Linked DNA regions of Homo sapiens: regions 2, 3 and 4 are each linked to region 1. A link is an interaction called in ENCODE POLR2A ChIA-PET data of the cell type or tissue named here. Cell type or tissue: CD4-positive, alpha-beta T cell. All regions are shown on one strand.

What was found. ChIA-PET counts read pairs that join two places held together with the same protein. Peaks named below come from ENCODE experiments on the same cell type or tissue, not always from the same donor. Only the 100,000 strongest peaks of a DNase experiment are listed, where the experiment ranks them.
Region 2: POLR2A ChIA-PET joins it to region 1 with 11 read pairs; 7 of 35 experiments call an interaction of 5 or more read pairs at or near these places.
Region 3: POLR2A ChIA-PET joins it to region 1 with 17 read pairs; 21 of 35 experiments call an interaction of 5 or more read pairs at or near these places.
Region 4: POLR2A ChIA-PET joins it to region 1 with 51 read pairs; 25 of 35 experiments call an interaction of 5 or more read pairs at or near these places.

What each region holds. Positions count from the first base shown.
Region 1 is chr12:121,624,360-121,629,359 of GRCh38, reverse strand. It overlaps the pseudogene ORAI1. Among named protein-coding and RNA genes, the nearest start is that of MORN3, 43 kb to the left of the region's middle. RefSeq lists enhancers at 871-930, 3,989-4,489 and a silencer at 2,061-2,950. In CD4-positive, alpha-beta T cell, CTCF peaks have their summits at 2,059, 4,372 and 4,573 (motif pointing right); DNase peaks (open chromatin) are centred at 1,889, 2,599, 2,909, 4,569 and 2 weaker places; H3K4me3 peaks cover 3,437 bases; H3K27ac peaks cover 3,014 bases.
Region 2 is chr12:121,709,748-121,714,747 of GRCh38, reverse strand. TMEM120B (transmembrane protein 120B) reads right to left here and starts at 1,996. Exons shown (of 12, transcript NM_001080825.2): 1 at 1,784-1,996. The coding sequence starts at 1,852. RefSeq lists silencers at 1,525-1,654, 1,835-1,884, 1,895-2,154. In CD4-positive, alpha-beta T cell, a CTCF peak has its summit at 1,579; DNase peaks (open chromatin) are centred at 1,997, 2,477 and 2,917; H3K4me3 peaks cover 2,049 bases; H3K27ac peaks cover 694 bases.
Region 3 is chr12:121,534,365-121,539,364 of GRCh38, reverse strand. KDM2B (lysine demethylase 2B) reads left to right here. Exons shown (of 23, transcript NM_032590.5): 7 at 4,775-4,868. Among named protein-coding and RNA genes, the nearest start is that of KDM2B-DT, 44 kb to the left of the region's middle. RefSeq lists silencers at 1,037-1,186, 1,297-2,346 and enhancers at 2,627-2,736, 3,177-3,256, 3,120-3,912, 4,273-4,342, 4,533-4,772. In CD4-positive, alpha-beta T cell, no CTCF peak of the experiment used is centred here; DNase peaks (open chromatin) are centred at 2,044, 2,584, 3,024, 4,684 and 3 weaker places; H3K4me3 peaks cover 2,576 bases; H3K27ac peaks cover 3,348 bases.
Region 4 is chr12:121,549,827-121,554,826 of GRCh38, reverse strand. The region is part of intron 4 of KDM2B (lysine demethylase 2B); the gene reads left to right. Among named protein-coding and RNA genes, the nearest start is that of KDM2B-DT, 28 kb to the left of the region's middle. In CD4-positive, alpha-beta T cell, a CTCF peak has its summit at 2,026 (motif pointing left); DNase peaks (open chromatin) are centred at 2,016 and 2,916.

The DNA.
Region 1 (5,000 bases):
CTGCAGGGAAAAGCTGACAACTGGTAGCTCCCTCCCCACCACCAATTATAAAACTTTCTTTGGCTTAAAAGAAACTCTTTTGCGGCCGGGCGCCGGTGGCTCACGCCTCTAATCCCAGCACTTTGGGAGGCCGAGGCGGGTGGATCATGAGGTCAGGAGATCGAGACGATCCTCGCTAACACGGTGAAACCCCGTCTCTACTAAAAAAATACAAAAAAAATTAGCCAGGCGTGGTTGTGGGCGCCTGTAGTCCCAGCTACTCCAGAGGCTGAGGCAGCAGAATGGCGTGAACCCAGGAGTCAGAGCTTGCAGTGAGCCAAGATCGCACCACTGCACTCCAGCCTGGGTGACAGAGCAAGACTCCGTCTCAAAAAAAAAAAAAAAAAAAAAGAAACTCTTTTGCCCTATTTCTCATTTCCTAGTGTCCTAACACATCCCTGGCTGGACATCAATCAGAGTTCCTATACACCGCAATGGGTACAAGTGCCTGAGCAAGTTCTGAACACCAGCAGAGCTGGGTTCAAATCCCGCTCCACCAGACTGGCTGTGCGGTCTTGGGAGAGCCCTTTGACAAAATCACCACAGAGGGTTGTTGAGTAAGCCCAGGAGTTAAGGCACCTAGCACTGAGTGAGTGTTCAGTAAATGCCAGCTGCTTTTAGAGATTCTTCAGGCAGCAGGCAGAACCTGGTCTCTTAGGATTTGAAATTAACAGAGCAGAAGTCCGTCCTGTCTAAACTAAAAATGAGAGTGCCGTCTGTTTATGCAAACACACTCCCTGATCTCCTTTCAGGGGCTCCCTCAATTTTATTCTCAAAGTCAGAGAAACTTTTGAGTAGCAGCCTTCTTTGATCAATTCAGGAATTGAGGCCCGGACAGGGAGAGTGAGTTGCTTGAGGTCACACAGGCAGCAAGTAACTGAGCAGGGAAGGCTGCTTCCCACTCCCCATCTCCCGGCCTTTCCACTGTGGCCCAGCGTGCTCTGGGCCTTAAAAAATTCAGGCTCTGCTGCAAGGCAAAGCAGGGAGAGTTTCAGACACACTCCCTTCCCAAGAAAACACGAAGGGTGCAGCCACTCCCTCCCTCAAGGCCAAGGGCTTAGCTCACTGGTGGCGGGGGCAGGAGTGCTCTGGTCTACAGAACTGAGGGGCGGGGAGCAGAGTCCATTCATGGCAGGCTGATATCACCGAGTGGTAATAATGTAGTTATTATGTAGTCCCCTGCAACGGAGAAACTTCAATATGCCAAGCCTGAGGGTATCCCCAGAGCCACTTCTCAGGCCCATCCGCAGCCTCACCCACCCCACACCTCAGAGGCTTTGCACTCCAGCTCTTTGGGATGGTGGGGAAAGGAAAGCATGCCTATGCCCTAGATCAAGAAAGAGCCCATTGGGCCGGGTGTGGTAGCTCACGCCTGTAATCCCAGCACTTTGGGAGGCCGAGATTTGGCAGATCACGAGGTCGAGAGTTAAAGATCAGCCTGGCCAACAGGGTGAAACCCCGTCTCTACTAAGAACACAAAAATTAGCCGGGCGTGGTGGCGCGAGCCTGTAATCCCAGCTACTCGGGAGGCTGAGGCATGAGAATCGCTTGAACTCAGGAGGTGGAAATTTCAGTGAGCCGAGATTGCACCACTGCACTCCAGCCTGGGCGACAGAGCGAGACTCCGTCTTGGAACAAATAAAAAATAAAGAGCCCATTCAACGGGAACATGTCCCTCCCTCCTCCCTCACACGCAGTGACTCAGTGGCAAGTTTCTGGAGAAAAAACTGAGGGGGACTGGTTGTCAAACCCCCAGGCTGAGGCTCTCGGAAAATGCGGTGGAAAAGGGGTGTCAGGAAATCCCCTCTAGGAGCTGATAAAAGAACACGGCTAACAACTTCCGGCCTCGGGTGCCGGGGCACAAGACAGCGCAAGGTCTTTCTCCTTGTCCCCACCTCCTGACGCCCCCAGCTGGGTTAGAGCTTCTGAGTCCCTCCTTTCGCTCCTGAACGCACATGGGGCGGGCTTCTTACAGAGCTAACTTCGGGATGCATCTACCACTCTTGCTGGGGCAGGCATGGCCATGTGGAGGCACCCAAGCACCCCGAGCCCGGACTCTGATATGGCTTGTCACCACCCCAGATCGGAGTACTCGGCGCCCACCAGTGCTCACGTCCAGCACCTCTGCCCCCCGCGCAGCGCTCACCACGGTTTCTCCCAGCTCTTCCCCTCACTCTGGCCCGCCCGGCCCGCCCAGAGAGCCCCGTCGGGGCTGCGGGCGGGAGCAGCCGGGACAGTAGAGGGGGCAGGGCAGGGCGGCCGGAGCTCACCATGGCGAAGCCGGAGAGCAGAGCCGAGGTCCGGCTGGAGGCTTTAAGCTTGGCGCGGCTCAAGTAGAGCTTGCGCCAGGACAGCGCCTGCATGGAGTGCTCGTTGAGGCTCATCACCTCGGAGTAACTCTGGCCGATCCAGTCCGGGTAGGTGACGGCGGACGGCGGCGGTGGCGGGGCGGGGCCCCCGGGGGCTCCCCGTCCCCGCTGCGGCGGCGGCTCCGGCGGCTGCCGCTGGTGGTGCTGCCGCCGCTTGGGGGAAGCTCGGGACTGCTGCGGCTCGGGGGCGGGGCGGGCTCCGGATGCATGGAGCACGCCGCCGAGGCGCGGGCCGGCCCGGGCGCCGCGAGGCACCTCCGCCGGAGGCAGCCGCCGACTGCCCCCTACGCGGGCCCGGCCTCACCCGGCCGGCCGCACAGGACGAGGAGGACGAGGTCGAAGAAGTGCCCGCTGCCCCAGCACGCAGGCCCGCGGCGCCGCTGGCAAAAGCCCCCGGGCGGCAGTGACCAGAGACTGCGCGCGGGCGGCGCCTCGGATCCCCGGGGCCTGGACCCCCGGCGCGCGCCGCGATTGGCCGCCGCCCTGGGCTGTTTTGCATGCTCCCCGCCCACCTGTGCCCCGCCCACCAAGAAGTGGGCGTTGTTGTGGGCGTCACGTGACCCGCCCGCTCCGACGGCACCGCCCACGGTCCCTGGCGCGCCGCCGCCCGCCACTTTTCCTGGAAGCGCCCGGCTGCCCGCTCCGGCTCCTGGCGCCGCCCCTCTCCGCAGCTGCTCCCGTGGCCCTGCTCCTGGAGCTTGGACTCCTGGGTCGGGCCGCCTGAGGTCACCTCTGGGCGCCTCCTGAGGCCCATATCCCCTTTGGAACAAGGTGGCTCAAGGTCTGTAGGAAAAAGAGCGGCTGACGTCTGGAGTTCAAGCAGTGTTTATTTGGCGCCCACTGGGTGCCAACACTGGTCTAGGTGCTGAGGCTGGGTAGGGTGGTGAACGAGATGGACAAAACCTGTCTGTTAACCACTTTGTCCACCTGTGTTCACCAGCATCTGATACGTATTGAGGTGACCGGTTCCTGATTTATTATTTTTTTATTACTGGGTTCAAGCAATTCTCCTGCCTCAGCCTCCCGAGTAGCTAGGATTACAGGCTCCCGCCACCATGCCCTGCTAATTTTTGTATTTTTAGTAGAGATGGGGTTTCACCATATTGGCCAGGCTGGTCTCAAACTCCTGACCTTGTGATCCGCCCGCCTCGGCCTCCCAGAGTGCTGGGATTACAAGCGTGAGCCACCGTGCCCGGCCACCTGATATTTTTTAAACCAGTGAATCTTCAAACCTATTCAGCAAGTGTCTTCTGAGCAACTATTACGTGCTACGCTGAGGGATTCCAGGAAAATGATAACCTTCATTGAATATTTTATATATATATATACACACACACATATATACACATATATATGTATATATATGTGTGTGTGTGTGTATATATATATATATATATATATATATATATATTTTTTTTTTTTTTTTTTTTTTGAGACAGGGTTTTGCTCTTGTCGCCCAGGCTGGAGGAGTGCAATGGCGCGATCTTGGCTCACTGCAACCTCCACCTCCCGGTTCAAGCGATTCTCCTGCCTCAGCCTGCTGCGTAGCTGGGATTACAGGCGCCCGCCACCACACCTGGCTAATTTTTGTATTTTTAGTAGAGACGGGGTTTTGCCATGTTGGCCAGGCTAGCCTGGAACTCCTGACGTCAGGAGATCCGCCCGCCTCGGCCTCACAAAGTGCTGCGATTACAGGCATGAGCCTCCATGCCCGGCCCGAATATTATATTTTAGTGGAGTGTGGAGAGGGGCAGGAAATAAGTGAGATCACACCTTTCTGACTTAGGTCACATTTAAGCTGAGACCAGAGCCCGCCATGCAAACAGACAGGATCTAGCTTTCCAGGACGGCGAGGGAACTGCTCATGCCAAGACCTTTAAGCAGGGATATTTGGCTGTTGGAGCGTTGGAAGGCCAATTTTGGGGAGCAGAGGTGAGGTGGGGGTGTATGCAGGACTGTGCTAGGGAATGTCTCCTAGGAGGTAAACTCCGGGGCAGGGACCTTTACTATCAGCTTCACAGCTCTACCCTCAGCATCTAGAATATTCCTCGGCATACAATCGGTCCTCAGTAATTTTTTGTTGAATGAATAACTATGGGAGAGACAGGAATGAGTGACGAGCATGTGACATTGCCGGTTGGCGGGGTGAAACGTAACTCTTGTCACCACTAGAGGGCGCGCCCCCACCCAACCGTTGTGGGATGAAAACCTCTGCCCCCAAGAAGTCTCTGGTTCCCGCAGAGCCCTTTCTTGGCTTTTTTTTTAAAATTTAATTTTATTATTATTATACTTTAAGTTTTAGGGTACATGTGCACAATGTGCAGGTTAGTTACATATGTATACATGTGCCATGTTGGTGTGCTGCACCCATTAACTCGTCATTTAGCATTAGGTATATCTCCTAATGCTATCCCTCCCCCCTTTCCCCACCCCACAACAGTCCCCGGAGTGTGATGTTCCCCTTCCTGTGTCCATGTGTTCTCATTGTTCAATTCCCACCTATGAGTGAGAACATGCGGTGTTTGGTTTTTTGTCCTTTTCTTGGCTTTTTTAAAATAAAGATGGGGGCCGGGCGCGGTGACTCACGCCTAT
Region 2 (5,000 bases), 85 kb before region 1:
TCTACTAAAAATACAAAAATTAGCTGGGCATGGTGGCGCGCACCTATAATCTCTGCTACTTGGGAGACTGAGGCAGGAGAATCGCTTGAATCCGGGAGGCGGAGGTTGCAGTGAGCCACGATCGTGCCACTGCACTCAAGTCTGGTGACAGAGCAAGACTCTATCTCAAAAAAAAAAAAAAAAAAAAAAAGAAGTGGCTGAGGGCCAGGCACAGTGGCTCATGCCTGTAATCTCAGCACTTTGGGAGGCCGAGGTGGGTGAATCACCTGAGGTCAGAAGCCTGGCCAACATAGTGAAACCCTATCTCTACTAAAACACAAAAAAATTAGCCGGGCACGGTGGCGCACACCCGTAATTCCAGCTACTCAGGAGGCTGAGGCAGAGAATGGCTCGAACCCGGGAGGCGGAGGCTGTAGTAAGCCGAGATCACGCCACTGCACTCCAGCCTGGGCGACAGTGAGACTCTGTCACAAAAACAAAACAAAACAAAACAAAACAAGAAGTGGCTGAGTCTTCTCCGTGGGAGTGGAGCCAAAACAGTCCCCTGAGAACCGGATGGGACCCAGGCCCTAGAAGAGAAGGCATCAACCTACACATGCTGGACAGGTCGAGATGTGTCTAGGTCCCTTCCCCTCTATTCATGCCTGAAAGGGCACCCCCATTCCTGCCCCGGCTCTCCAGCAACCCTCTGTCTATTGATCAGAATCTACAACCACGTGTCTAGAAAGACCCATCAGAGACACCCTTGGCAACCTCCTCTCCCCTCTGCACACTGTAGGAGGCCAACTGAACTGCAGACAAGAGGTACATGGACAGGGACAATGTCACTGCTCCAAATGAGAGGACTGGGGTGATAGTGTGCAATGTAATTTCAGGCAAAGCCAACCCCCCGAAAAACAATCCCGTGACTGGAGAGGGAACAGCCCTGTCTTCAAAAATAGTCACCGAGTCCCTCTTGGTCAACCCCAAGGTTTCCTGAGGCGTCTCTAGTCAACACGGTAGGTAGCTGGGGCCTCTCTGAACCTCTTAGCAGGAACAACTGCTGCCAGGACCGCTCCCCACACCCAGCAGCAATGCCATTCTCTCAGGGGACCCCCGCCTTACACCCGCCCTCACTCCACCCCGTGTAAGGCTCCGGGCCAGAAGGATAGAGCTGGGAGTTTCCCCTATCACTGGGTGAGGCTACTCAGCTGTCCGAACTGACAGATGCTCTCCACGCCAAAATCAGCCTGCAGCAGCGTCAGAGCCCCCAAAGACAGGAAATAGGGGTCCCTAATCCCCAAGCACAACCTAGAGGTTCAAGGTGAACAGCTCTTAAGTACACCTCCCAAAACAGAGCTGCAGGATAGTGCTGCCCCGCCAGAGCACGGGGTGGGAGCTGAGCTACCAAAAGCAGATGGGAGGGGGCGGGGTGAGATCTGGGGAGACCCTGCAGAGGTGGGGGCTGGGCTGTTCTCTTTGAACCACCCCCACAGATGAACACGCCTGGAACTTGCCTCAGAGGCCACAGACCAACTTTCTGCAGCGAAGGGGGTGCGTGGAGCAGAGAGCCAGTGGGAGGGCGGCGGAAGAGGGGGCTGCGACCCGGCGCCCCACGTGGACGAAGAGCTGAAGCGCCGGGTGATGGGAGGGGGCTGGTCCATGCCTCCCGTCCGCCCCCAGGGCCTCTCCGGGGCACTCCCTAGGCCCTGACTGTCCCCACCGCCCGGGCCGGGGGGCTCAGGAAGGGCAAGGCGCTGCACCGCGGGCAGCAGAGTTGCGGGACCAGGTGGCCTGGCCCTACCTGCAGTTCTTGAAATTCTCCCTCCAGCTCGTGCCATTCGCGCTCGCAACGCTCCAGCTGCCCGGACATGATGCGATGGTGCAAGGCGGCGGTGCCGGCGGCTGCTCCCGCAGCGCTGCCCGACCGGCCCCCCAGCGCCCCACGCCCGCGCGCTCGCCGACCGCCCTCGGAGGCACCAGCTGTTCCTGCGCAGCCAGAGCCACGCGCGCAACTGACGTCACGGCCCCGCCCCGGCGCCCGCCCCGCCCCACGCCTGGGAGGCGGGGCCGCGCGTGCGCATGTGCCCCGCCCCGCCCCGCGTGCGGCGTTCCGGACCGGGACATGGCAGGCTCGCAAGGTCTTTCGGGGTCTGTTGCGGCCCCCTTGGCAGTGCCTCTGCGCCTCCAGAATCTGTCTCTTCCAGGAAGAGTTGGGGGACTTGTCTGCAGGTTGCATTTGCAGAGATTATTTGACTTAGATTGTGTGTTTTGGGGGTGTCTAGAGTTTGGGGAAAGGAGATTTGGGGGAGGTGAAATGAAAGCTCACCGGCCCCTGGTCATTGCCTGACTTGAGCCCAGGCCAGCGCCCCGGAAGGCTGGCGCTGACATCGACCATCCAAAAAGGTCGGGGGCCGGGCGGCGCAGCGCAGAGAGGGCACGGTCATTTCACGTTGTCATTATTATGTGCTGCAGCTAATACATCCTAGATTCCTGCCCTCTAACGCTCTGGGTGACGTTCTTAACAGCTGTTTCTGTCGCTCAAGGGACAACCGCCTCCAAGCTGATTAAATCCAGTTCTGTCCCCTCCTCTGCCAAGTCCTGCAAGAACTGCCCCTGCCTAGCTTTCCAGTCCCTTCTATCTCACCGCCCTGGACTCGTACCCTCCAGCCATTGCTTTTTCTCTTCCTGACCTTGCATGGAACTTTCTTCCCTCTAAATCTTCATACGATGTGCCTTTTTTTCATCATTCAGGCCTCAGTTTCAAATGACACCTGTGTTACTTTACTTTTTTATCTTTCTTTTTTCTTCTATTTTTATGGGTGTTTTTTTTTTTTTCTGTCGCCTAGGCTGGAGTGCAGTGGTGTGATCTCAGCTCACTGCAACTTCCGCCTCCCGGAATCAAGTGCGTCTCATACCTCAGCCTCTGGAGTAGCCAGGTTATACCACATCCAGCTAATTTTTGTATTTTTAGTAGAGGCGGGGTTTTGCAGTGTTGGCCAGGCTGCTCTCGAACTCCTGACCTTAAGTAATCCGCCCGACTTGGCCTCCCAAAGTGCTAGGATTACAGGCATGAGCCACCGTGCCCGGCCCCCTGTGTTCGTTGCTAAAGCTGCCATAACCACAACCTGGGTAGTTTAAACAATAGAAATGTATTCTCACCAACGGGGGCAACATAAGGAGACCTTGTTTCTACAAAAAATTTACAGATTAGCTGGGTGTGGTGGCACGCGCCTGTGGTCCCAGCTACTCCGGAGGCTGAGGTCCAAGAATTCCTTGGGCCTGGGAGGTCAAGGCTGCAGTAAGCTATGATTGCACCACTGCACCCCAGCCTGGGTAACAGAGCGAGACCCAGTCTCATAAAGAAAGAAGGAGGCCGGGCGCGGTCGCTCACGCTTGTAATCCCAGCACTTTGGGAGGCTGAGGCAGGAGGATCACCTGAGGTTGGGAGTTCAAGACCAGCCTGACCAACATGGAGAAACCCCATCTCTACTAAAAACACACAAAAAAATTAGCCAGGTGTGGTGGCACATGCCTGTAATCCAGTTACTCAGGAGGCTGATGCAGGAGAATCACTTGAACCAGGGAGGTGGAGGTTGTGGTGAGCTGAGATCGTGCCATTGCACTCCAACCTAGGCAACAAGAGTGAAACTGAGTCTCAAAAAAAAGAGAGAGAGAGGAAGGAAGGGAGGGAAGGAAGGAAAGAAAAAAAGAAAAGAAAGAAATGTATTGTCTCACAGTTCTGGCATCTAGAAATCTGAGAGGAAGGTGTCAGCAAAGCAGTGCTCCCTCTGAAGCTCTGGGCAGAATCCTTCCCTCCTCATAGCTTGTGGGTGTATGTGGTGGCGGGGGGCTCCTTCACTGGCGTTCCTTAGCTCGCAGCTGCATCACCCCAATCTCTACCCTGTTGCACCGTCTTCTTTCCTGTGTGCATGTCTGTGTGTGTCCTCTCTTAAAAAGACACCCTTTCTGGCCAGGCATGGTGGCTCACGCCTGTAATCCCAGCACTTTGGGAGGCCGAGGTGGGCAGATCACTAGAGGCCAGGAGTTGGAGACCAGCCTGGCCAACATAGTGAGACCCCATTTCTACTAAAAATACAAAAATTAGCCGGGCATTATGGTACAAGCCTGTATTCCCAGCTCCTTGGGAGGCTGAGATGGGAGGATCACTTGAGCTCCAGAGGTCGAGGCTGTAGTGTGTTGGGAAAAGCTGAGTGTTGGGAGAAGCTGAGGCAGGGCTTGTATGTCTGACACAATGTAAAAGAGTCTTGGAACATGTCCAGGGTCCAAGGTCTAAAACCCCTTGTGGCCTTTGGAACACCAAGCTCTGTGCTAAAGGGTGGAAGGCTGCCCTGATGCACCATAATCTAAGCCCAGGGCATAAAACCCCTCGTGGCTTGGATAGAATCCAGGGCTCGTGGCTCTGGAATGTGTCTAGACTTGCTGGCTCCTTGCTCCTTGCTCACCCAGGATCAATTGTATCTTGTGTTAAAAGAACCTGCTCTCCATTATCTTAAGTAGCGGAGCAAATGCTAAACCATCACAGCTGTAAATCATGGGCTTAATGCAACGTGCCCTCTTGACCTCCACATTCTCACCACCTGTTTCTCTGTTGGATTACCAATAAATAGCATGGGCTCCCAGGGCTCGGGGCCTTCGCAGCCTCCAGTAGTGAGCTGTCATCACACCACTGCACACTAGCCTGGGTGACAGGACAAGAGCCTCTCTCAAAAAAATAAAAATAAAAAAAAGACACCCTTTCCTAGTGTGATCACATCTCAACTTTACATCTGGAAAGGCCCTATTTCCAAATAGGGTCACATTCCAAGTGTTAGAAAGTGATACTAAGTGTTAAGTGATACTAAGTGTTACTAAGTGTTAAAGTTCATTCCTTTAACAAATATTTACTGAGGGTCTACTATGTGTCAAGCCCTCGGGTTCCAACAAAGCCTGAGACACAGACAAGTTCCCTGAGATCTTGTGGAGGTTACATTCCCGTGGAGGGAAACAACCACATAGTG
Region 3 (5,000 bases), 90 kb after region 1:
TTTTCTTTCTTTTTTTTTTTTTTTTTTTTTTTTTTTTTGGGAGAGGGTCTCCTATGTCACCCGGGCTGGAGTGCAGTGGCGCAGTCGTGATTCACCCTTGACCTCGTGAGGTGAAGCAGTCCTCCCACCCCAGCCTCCCTGGTAGCTGGGACTACAGGCGCGCACCATTATGTTGGTTGTCTTAGGGGTGAAACGAGATCACGCATGTAAACAGCTATTATTATTATTAGCACTGGTAATTAGAACCTGTTAATTAATATTGCTCAGTAGTCCTGGTGGCTGGGGTTTGGAGAAAGAATGGAGAGGCTGGAATCTGCCCCTGCAGTGGCTATGGGACCATTTCCAGCCCCCTTGTGGTTTGGGAGAAGGGTGTGGGACAGGGTGGGAGGAGGGCGGGGACTCTGGTGACCTTGAGTGTGGGACTTCTGATTTGAGCGGGATCACCACCTGCAGCTGGAGGTTAGTGGTGAGGTTTGGCTGTAACCTCTGGACTCCTCCTGGAGTTGAGGTGTGTCAGGTAGACCAATGGGGGCAAAGCTGAGGGACTGGGAGACAGGCTGCCTGGGTGAGCACTGCCTCTGATAGGCTGGTGACCCGAACTGGAGGCTGGACCCGAACTCGAGGCTTGAGTCACAAGCCTCCCTGTGCTTATCTGAAAACAGGAAGAATCCTGGGAATGACTTTTTAGGGTTGTTGTGAAGTTTGGATTAAGTAATCCAGGTACCACAGTTTGGATGATGCGGTGAATATGTATTTATCTCAAAGGAGTCTCTCAACCATGCTATGATGTAGGGTACACAGTCACTAAGCCACCAGGCAGGGGAAGGGGTGGTAAAAGAACATCTTAGAATGCAGAATTGAACTTCAGTGCCGAGCAGTGAGGATGCTGTTCAGAGAGGGGAAGTGAGTTGTTTAAGGTCACACAGCGCGTGGGCCTTGGGGTCAGAGCGGCTTCCCCCTTCTCAGCGCTACCATACTCCGGATCCCACTCTCCCCGCGGCCCCTAGCTCGGGTCCTTTCTATGGCTGTATCTGGAGGGGCACATCTTAGGAAGGTGGCTTTGCTGGCCGTCACCTGCTATGGAACACGGGGCTCAGGGGGGTGGGGAGAGCCAGCCCTGCACCCCCACCGGCCGGGCGAGGGGCGTCTCCTGGCGCCGGCCCGCGTTGCTTCCCGGTCGCCCCGCGGCCTCCCTCCGCCTCCCTGGCGGCCCCGCGCCGCGGGTGTTCAGTTTCAGCGCGGGCATGAGCGCAGGCAGCGCCCGGCTCCCCGCGGAAGGAAGGCAGCGAGCGGGGGCCCCGCGTCCTCGGCCGGGGCCTGGCAGCGCCGTGGAGGGGGCTCGGCTCGCGTTGCCGCCGGGAGTGGGGCCGGGCGCGCGTCGAGCCTCCGCAGCCGAAGGGGACGCCCGGGAGCCGAAGGGGACGCACGGGAGCCGCCGCCGCCGCCGCCGAGGGTAACCGCGGGCCGCGCTGCCCGGGCGCCCCCTCCTTTGTGGCGCTGCGCGGGGCGGGTGTGGGTGGCCTCCCGCCCGCGGGCTACAGGGCCGGCGTCGCGGAGCCGCTCTTTGTGTCTCCCGGGGTCGGGTGCGAGTGTGCGGCGCGCTCTTGGCACCTCCCGCGCCCCTCGGGTGTCAGCGTTCCGGCGCCCCTCCCGGCCCTTTCCCCACGGGGACGCCTCCCGAGCCACCGGGGGAGTTACGCCAAGTTGGAGGGAAAAAGGTGGGGCGGGGCCGCCCCGCCTCCGCAGCCCCCAGGCAGCGCCCCAAAGTTGGTGCTGCAGGTGCAGCAACCCTCCTGCCGCCCTCCTCCCCGGCTGGCCCGGCCGTGGCAGGCGGGAACCCCCAAGGGCTCGGTTCGGGGGCTCCCGATGATCTGCCGCCAACTTGGAGGGTGCCTTGCTGCACAGAAGCCACCTGAGCTGGGGGCGGCCGGGGGCGGCCGAGGCCCAGGCGGAAGCCGGGCTAGCCGGCTGGCCGTGGGGAGAGCTTAGCGGCCGTGGCACCGAGCCGGGGTGCCCATGTGACTGCGGTGTGCTTGGGAAGAGGAAGCTGCAGAGGTCAGTGCAAAGGCGTCACGCCAGAGCGAGCGAGCAAACCAGCCAGGGGGGAGCCCCGGAGCCAGCGCGGGGCGGGAGCGGGGGTGGCCTGTCGCTGCAGGGGCCGGACAAAGCCGCGCTGTCCCAGCCACCCTGGCTCCCCTAATGCCTGCGATCGCGGGGTGGGAGGGGCGGCCAGGCTTGGCGGCCAGGAAATGAGGGACACCGGGAGGAGGGGCCTCTCCGGGAGAGGCAGGTCTGGAAGAGGCGGCCCCAGCCCCCCGAGGGGCCTCTGGATGCTGGAGGGTGACCCAGAGGGCAGATCAGACACAGACTCAACTTGGAGAACTTTCCCTGCACACTGCAGCCAGCTTGCAGCGATTCTTTTCTGCACGTGCTGGGGAGGTCGGGGTTGCGGGGAGCTGGAGGATGGCAGGATGGGGGTGACCTGGTTAGCCAGGCAGCCCTGGGGCCCGCAGCCCAAGAGGCGAGCTCCTGTCCTCTCCTCTCTGCTGTGGGTACCCGCGGGCTTCCAGCTGTCGACAAGAGAAGCACGTTCTCTGGGCTCCGCCCCGCACATACTTAGATTGTTTTCCCTAGACTGTGTTCAGCTGAGGCCTGGAGGGGGTGGAAACCAAGGTTAGATTAAAAAAAGAAAAAAAAAAAAAAACCAAGACGAAGAGATGGTTTTAGGGAAATGAAGACTAATATTTTGAAGTGGTGCTTAGAGAGAAGAGGCCAGTGTGGTCCGTGGGGGTGGGGTGGGTGAGGGCTTCAGGACCCCCCCTTTCCTTAGAGAGAAGAGGATCACCCAGGCCTTCAGGCGGGGACCCCGCTGGGCCCAGCCGGCCTACAGGTGAGGACGGTGTGGAGCCCAGAGTCGGGACTTTGACCACCCCATTGCCAGCTCCGCAGCCCGCGCCTGTCTTCGTGACAGCCTGCGTCCTGTGCTGTCAACTACACCCCTCCGATGGGGTTGCTAGGCAGCGGGGCTCTGATGTACTGGAAGGCCTTCTGATTTGTCAGCCTCCTGCAGACACATGGTTAAGGCTCCTTCCAGCCTATGGGGAGGAGGGACGCGGGCACGCCGCCTGCATACTGCTGAGCCCCCGGTCCACCTGAAAGCGAGGTGCAAAAGGCAGCCAGAGGGAGGGGGCACCAGGAGCCCTCCGCCTTCTAACCAGCTCAGCCCCACTCCCCGCATTATCTCCACTCGTGCCGGCGCGCTGCTGGCTCCTCCCTGTCCGTCCCCGCCCCATTCCTTCCCTCTTCCCCAAACCATGGAAAGGCAAAGTGCAGCGGGGAAAAGAGGTCAGTGGGGTAAGCATGTGTTGCGGGCTCCGGAGGTGCCAAGGTGCATGGGCGTGAGCGGTGGGGAGGCTGCCCATCCGTGCCACCTGGGGCTCTAGTGGGAAGGGGCAAGTGGCAGGGAGGGGTCCCTGGCACCGTCATGTGCCAGGCCTGGACTTGGAAGCCTTCTCTGTGCCCCCTCCTCCTTCAGCTCTGCCCCACTCCTAAGAGGGCAGCAGTTGAGGGAGGAGGGGAGCCCTGGGTGTTTCTGCAAGGAAGGGTGGGCTCTCCAGCCCTCCATAGCACTGAGAAGGGGATGGCTGCTGGCCAGTTCCTGCTTCCCCTGGATTCACTCCCCGGCCCCAGCCTCCAAGGTCCAAGTTCTTCCTCCTCCTTCTCTTCCTCTGTGCATGGCCACCACCCCCAATTTAATTTCTCTTAAATTCTTTACTTGTTTATAACAGCCTTACTGAGACATAATTCACAGACCGTTCACCCATGTAAAAGTGTACAATTCAACGGGTTTTAGTATGTTCACAGAGTTTTGCAACCACAGTTAATTTTAGAACATTTTCATCACCCCAGAATGAAACCCTGTACCCATTAGCAGTCATTCCCCATTGTCCTGCCCCCCAGCCCCTGACACCCACTAATCTGCTTTCTGTCTCTATAGATTTGTCTACTCTGCACATTTTGTATACGTGGGACCAGACACCGCTTGGTCTTTTGGGGCTGGAACCCCCCCTTACTTTTCTAGCTGCATTGCTTACTTGGCAATCAATTGCAGTTTTGTTTTTTTGTTTTTTGTGTGTGTGGGTTTTTTTTTTTTTGGTCATTTAACTTTTCCTGTGCATTGCTTCTTTAGGAGTGTCGCACAGTTAGGGGCAGGGGTCTTCTGCATTCTTATGCATTTCTCTCAAGGCCAAAGCTGGCTCGGGGCTGGACCTCTGGTTGAATGAATGAGGAGATGAATGGGGACTGGTAATTGGCAAGCTGTGCAGGTGGTTTACAACTGAATTCCAGGGGGCCCAGCTGCTACAAAGGGGGCTGGCAGCTTGGGAGAACTGCAGGTATCCAAGCTGTGAAGGAGCAGAGAGGAAGCCTCTAACTGGGGGAGGGCAGAGGTGGGGCAAAGGTAGAAACCCACCCCGTTAGGAACCTGTAAAGTGGTCTGTGGGTTGCCACTTCTCGCAAGAACCTGAAAACAAGTGTATCACTCCCAGCCTCTGGGGTAGGTAGGCGACCAGTGCTTGAGATTTGTCACCTGATCACAGGGGCTTCCCCCGTGGGGAACTCCGATTACATTTGGATTTTTAAAGAAGAAAAAAAGAAAATTCCCCAGCGTCAGCGTTTATAAAAGGGCACCAGTTCAGGACCTCTGAAGTCCTTTGCTTACGTCTTGTGATTTAGATCTTGACTTGTGTTCTGTCTCCCTGCCTCTGTGTTGCAGGTACTGTCTGATGAGCGTGAAAGGTTGTTTCACCGACTTCCACATCGACTTTGGAGGCACTTCCGTTTGGTACCATGTTTTCCGGGGTGGGAAGGTGAGTTTCAGTTGCCTTTAACTTTCTATGCATCTCTAGCTGTTTGTGTGGGGAGGGGCTCACTTACCTTTCCCTCTCCTCCCACCTCCCTCCTCCAACCAGCCCTGCCCCAGGAGTACTTTAAGGATTACT
Region 4 (5,000 bases), 75 kb after region 1:
TTTGGACTAAGACTGAAAATCATAACTTGTGGATTAATACCTGTGTGCATGTGAGAGAGGTATATATACCTGGGATTAAATGAGAGTATAAAAGTGTTAATTTAAAGTATGTTACAGGCCGGGTGCGGTGGCTCACGCCTGTAATCCCAGCACTTTGGGAGGCTGAGGCAGGTGGATCACCTGAGGTCAGGAGTTCTAGACCAGCCTGGACAACATGGTAAAACCCCGTCTCTACTGAAAATACAAAAATTAGCTGGGCGTGGTGGCAGGCGCCTGTAATCCCAGCTACTCGGGGGGCTGAGGCAGGAGAATCGCTTGAACCTGGGAGGCAGAGGTTGCAGTGAGCCGAGATCGCGCCATCGCCATCGCACTCCAGCCTGGGGGACAAAAGAGAGACTTTGTCTCAAAAAAAAAAAAAAGTATGTTACAAAGGGCAAGTATCATGATATATACAAGGTATACATTTATTTGGAAACACTCCCAGATTACTTGCCATCTCTGAGACTCTCCATTTTAAAAAAGTAAAAAGTTTCATTGAAATATAAGTCACAGACCATACAATTCATTTCACCCCACTTTTTTTTTTTTTGAGACAGGATCTGGCTCTGTTGCCCAAGCTGGAGTGCAGTGGCACGATCATGGCTCACTGGAGCCTCAACCTCCTGACGCTCAAGCAGTCCTCCCACTTCAGCCTTCAGAGTAGCTGGGACCACCGGTGTGGGTCACCATGCTTGGCCAATTTGTGTGTGTGTGTGTGTGTGTGTGTGTGTGTGTGTGTGTGTGTGTGTGTGTGGAGCTGGGGTGTCACTATATTACCCAGGCTGATCTCAAACTTCTAGGGCCCAGCGCTCCTTCCAGCTCTGTCTCCCAAACTGTTGGGATTACAGGTGTGAGCCACCAGCCACCAAGGCCGGCCACAATTCACTTGTTTTCAGTATATTCACAGAGCTGTGCAACCATTATGAAAGTCCATTTTAGAACTTTTTCATCATTCCCCAGAAGAACCCCACACCCATTTGCATCTTGAATATGTTGTAGGGTCCTAAGCAGTCTGTTCACTGGGACTGGCCAGCAACGATTTAACTGGCTGTGATGCTGGGCAAGTCCCTAAACTTCCCAGCTCCTCACCTTCTCCACCTCTAGTTACAGATGAAACTGACCGACTCGGTAACGCTACCTACCTGTAGGTGCTCCAAGTGAGTGTGAAGTGCATGAACTCAGTTATGTCTCAGGACAGCTCCTGGGCTGGCTATTTGTTCCCCATGTTATAGATGAAGAAGAAACTGATTCCCAGAGAAGCCAAGAGCCCGAGGCACAGGCTGGAGGCTCCGCTGGGAACCGAACCCTCTAAATTTTAACAGTGTGTGGGTAGGGGTAGCTGAGCTTGGCCTTCAGTGCTGACTTGCAGGACTCTGGGTTCGTGATTTTAGTGCTCTTTATCCTATTTGCTACCTGCCCAGCAGACTCCTTTGCACAGGGAGCTTTGCAGACATGACCTTGAGCAAGATTAGGGAGGAGAAGTGGGTGGAGGTGGGAGGCTGGCCAGAGAGCGAGAGTGGGGAGGGTACCGGGGTTCTTTCTTTCTTTTTTTTTTTTGAGACAGAGTCTTGCTCTGTCGCCCAGGCTGTAGTGCAGTGGCGCGATCTCGGCTCGCTGCAACCCCGCCTCCCGGGTTCACGCCATTCTCCTGACTCAGCCTCCCAAGTAGCTGGGACTACAGGCGCCCGCCACCACACCCGGCGGATTTTTTGTATTTTTAGTATTCTCGGGGTTTCACCGTGTTAGCCAAGATGGTCTCAATCTCCTGACCTCATGATCTGCCCGCCTCAGCCTCCCAAAGTGCTGGGATTACAGGCGTGAGCCACCGTGCCCGGCTGGTACTGGGGTTCTGACAGCAGGGTTTCTGCCAGGTGGGCCTCCTGGAAAATCTGAGTGGCGCCCACGTATTCCAGGCACCTGGGTAAGGAAGGAGCTAGCCTTGCCAAGATCAAGGCCAGAATATCCAGCGAAGAACGGGGATGCCCCCTGGTGGATCTGCACTCCAGACGCCAAAACAAAAGCTGCTTTCCCCTGGATCCACTGCTTCCTAGGGTCCATGGGGAGGGACCTGGCCACTGCTGTGGTCTGGAATCTTTTTTTTTTTTTTTTTTAATTAAGACAGAGTCTCACCATGTCACCCAGGCTAGAGTGCAATGGCACGACCTCAGCTCACTGCAACCTCCACCTCCTGGGTTCAAGCAATTCTCCTACCTCAGCCTCCCAAGTAGCTGGGATTACAGACGTGTGCCACCATACTTGGCTAATTTTTGTATTTTTAGTAGAGATAGGGTTTTGCCATGTTGGCCAGGCTGGTCTTGAACTCCTGACCTCAGGTGATCCACCCATCTCGGCCTCCAAAAGTGCTGGGATTACAGGCATGAGCCACTGCACTTGGCCAGGTCTGGGGTCATGTTTCAACCTTAGCATACGATCAAGATTCAGTATTCGGGGGATGGGAGAGGAACCTGGGCTTAGGCATTAGAATGAATTGGATTCAAATACCACTCTGCCACTCACGAATTGGGCATTCCTGGGCGAGTTAGTTGTCCAAGTCTCAGCTTCTCCTCCATTAAATGGGTGTAATTGAAGTTCTGCTTCACAGAGCTGTGACCACGATGAACCTAACACAAGATAATATATGTAGAGAACCCGCCTGTGCTGACACACATAGTAAATGGTAATGGTTGTAATTGGTAGTAAGAGTCTACTCTGGGGAGCTTGAGCCAGTTGCTGTGTCTCTGGGCCTTGGTCTCCCCATTTGTAAAACAGACTGTCTCACCTTGCTTTTCCAGGTTGCTGTGAAATTTAGATCTTGAACCCAAAAGATAGAAATACCCAAGTTCTCTTACATACTTAAGGTGTTACTTTCTTTTTTTGTTTCCTTTTTGTGGAGAATGTGGTCTCCCAGCCTGGGCAACTTAATGAAACCCTGTCATGCTGGGCGCGGTGGCTCACACCTGTAATCCCAGCACTTTGGGAGGCTGAGGCGGGCGGATCACTTGAGGTCAGGAGTTCAAGACCAGCCTGGCCAATATGGCGAAACTCCATCTCTACTAAAAATACGAAAAAGAGCCGGGTGCGGTGGTGCACGCCCTTAATTCCAGCTGCTCGGGAGGCTGAGGCAGGAGAATCACTTGAACCCCGCAGGTGGAGGTTGCAGTAAGCTGAGATTGTGCCACTATACTCCAACCTGGGCGACAGAGCGAGACTTTGTCTCAAAAACCAACCAACCAAACAAAGAAAACCAAAACCCTGTCTCTACAAAAAATAAAAACCTGGTTGGATGTGGTGGTGCCGCCCTGTAGTCCCAGCTATTCAGGAGGCTGAGGCTGGAGGATCCCTCGAGCCAGGGAGGTTGAGGCTGCAGTGAGCCACGATCGTGCCATTGCTCTCCAGCCTGGGTGACAGAGCGAGACCCTGTCTCAAAAAAAAAAAAAAAAAAAGAATGGAATCTTGCTGTGTTCCCCAGGCTGGTCTCAAACTCCCAGGCTCAAGCACCATCCTCCCACCTCTGCTTTTCTAAGTGCTGGGATTACACAGAGTTACTTTTATTTTTCAGTTCCGACCACATGAAAGGCTATGTTTATTTATTCAACAAATATTGACCACGGGCCTGTTAGAGGGCAGGTTCAGTGAACGGGATGAGACTATTACCCATATCAACATCTAAGTTCCATGAGAGTTCTGTCTAGTTCAAGGGCCAGCAAACTTTCTCTGTTAAGTGCCAGAGAGTAAATACTTACGGGTTTTCAGGCCATTTGGTCTGTTGCAACTACTTAGCTCTGCCATTGTCGCACGGAGCCAGCCCTATACAATATGTGAACCGATGACCGTGGCTGTGCCCCAGGAAAGCTTTGTAAATGGACCTGAGAATTTGGGTTTCATATAGTTTTCATATCACAAAATAGTATTCTTCTTTTGATTTTTCCCCCTCCGTTAACAAAAATGGAAAACCCCTCAAAACGTATGGCTATTGTAGGGAAAAAAAAATCTAGGCCAGTTGCGGTGGCTCATGCCTGTAATCCCAGTACTTTGGGAGGCTGAGGTGGGTGGATCCCTTGAGGTCAGGAGTTCAAGACCAGCCTGACCAACATGGCGAAACCCCATCTCTACTAAAAATATAAAACTTAGCAAGGTGTGGTAGCACATGCCTGTAATCCCAGCTATTCAGGAGGCTGAGGCATGAGAATTGCTTGAACCCAGGAAGTGGAGGTTGCAGTGAGCCGAGATTGTGCCACTGCATGATCTCAGTCTGGGCAACAGAGTAAAAAGGAAAGTTAAAAAATTCTTAACTTCTGGGTCACACAATGATAGGCCGTAGGCTGGATTTGGCCCTTGGGCTGTCATCATATGGTGGCCTTTGGCTGGTTTAACCTGTAACCTGTTGAGGTGGCTGTGAAGAAAGGTGGTCACTGGCTTCTTGGGATTTTCTTGTTTATATGTTTATTTCCTTTTCTTTCTTTCTTTTTTTTTTTTTTGAGACAAAGTCTTGCTCTGTTGCCCAGGCTGGAGTGAGGTGGCGCCATCTCAGCTCACTGCAACCTCTGCCTTCCGGGTTCAAGCTATCCTCTTGCCTCAGTTTCCTGAGTAGCTGGCACTATAGGCGTGAGCCACCACGCCCGGCTATTTTTTGTATTTTTAGTAGAAACGGGGTTTCACTATGTTGGCCAGGCTGGTCTCGAACTCCTGACCTCAGGTAATCCGCCCTCCTCGGCCTCCCAAAGTGCTGGGATTACAGGCATGAGCCATCATGCCTGGCCATCTTTGTATTTTTAGTAGATACAGGGTTTCACCATGTTGGCCAGGCTGGTCTCAAACTCCTGACCTCAGGTGATCCCTCCACCTCGGCCTCCCAAAGTGCTGGGATTACAGCCTTAAGCCACCATGCCCAGCTGCTTGGGCCCCTTTAGGTAGCTTTTGAGGTCATCGCAGACTGGCGTGGAGGCCATGGTGGTGCAGGG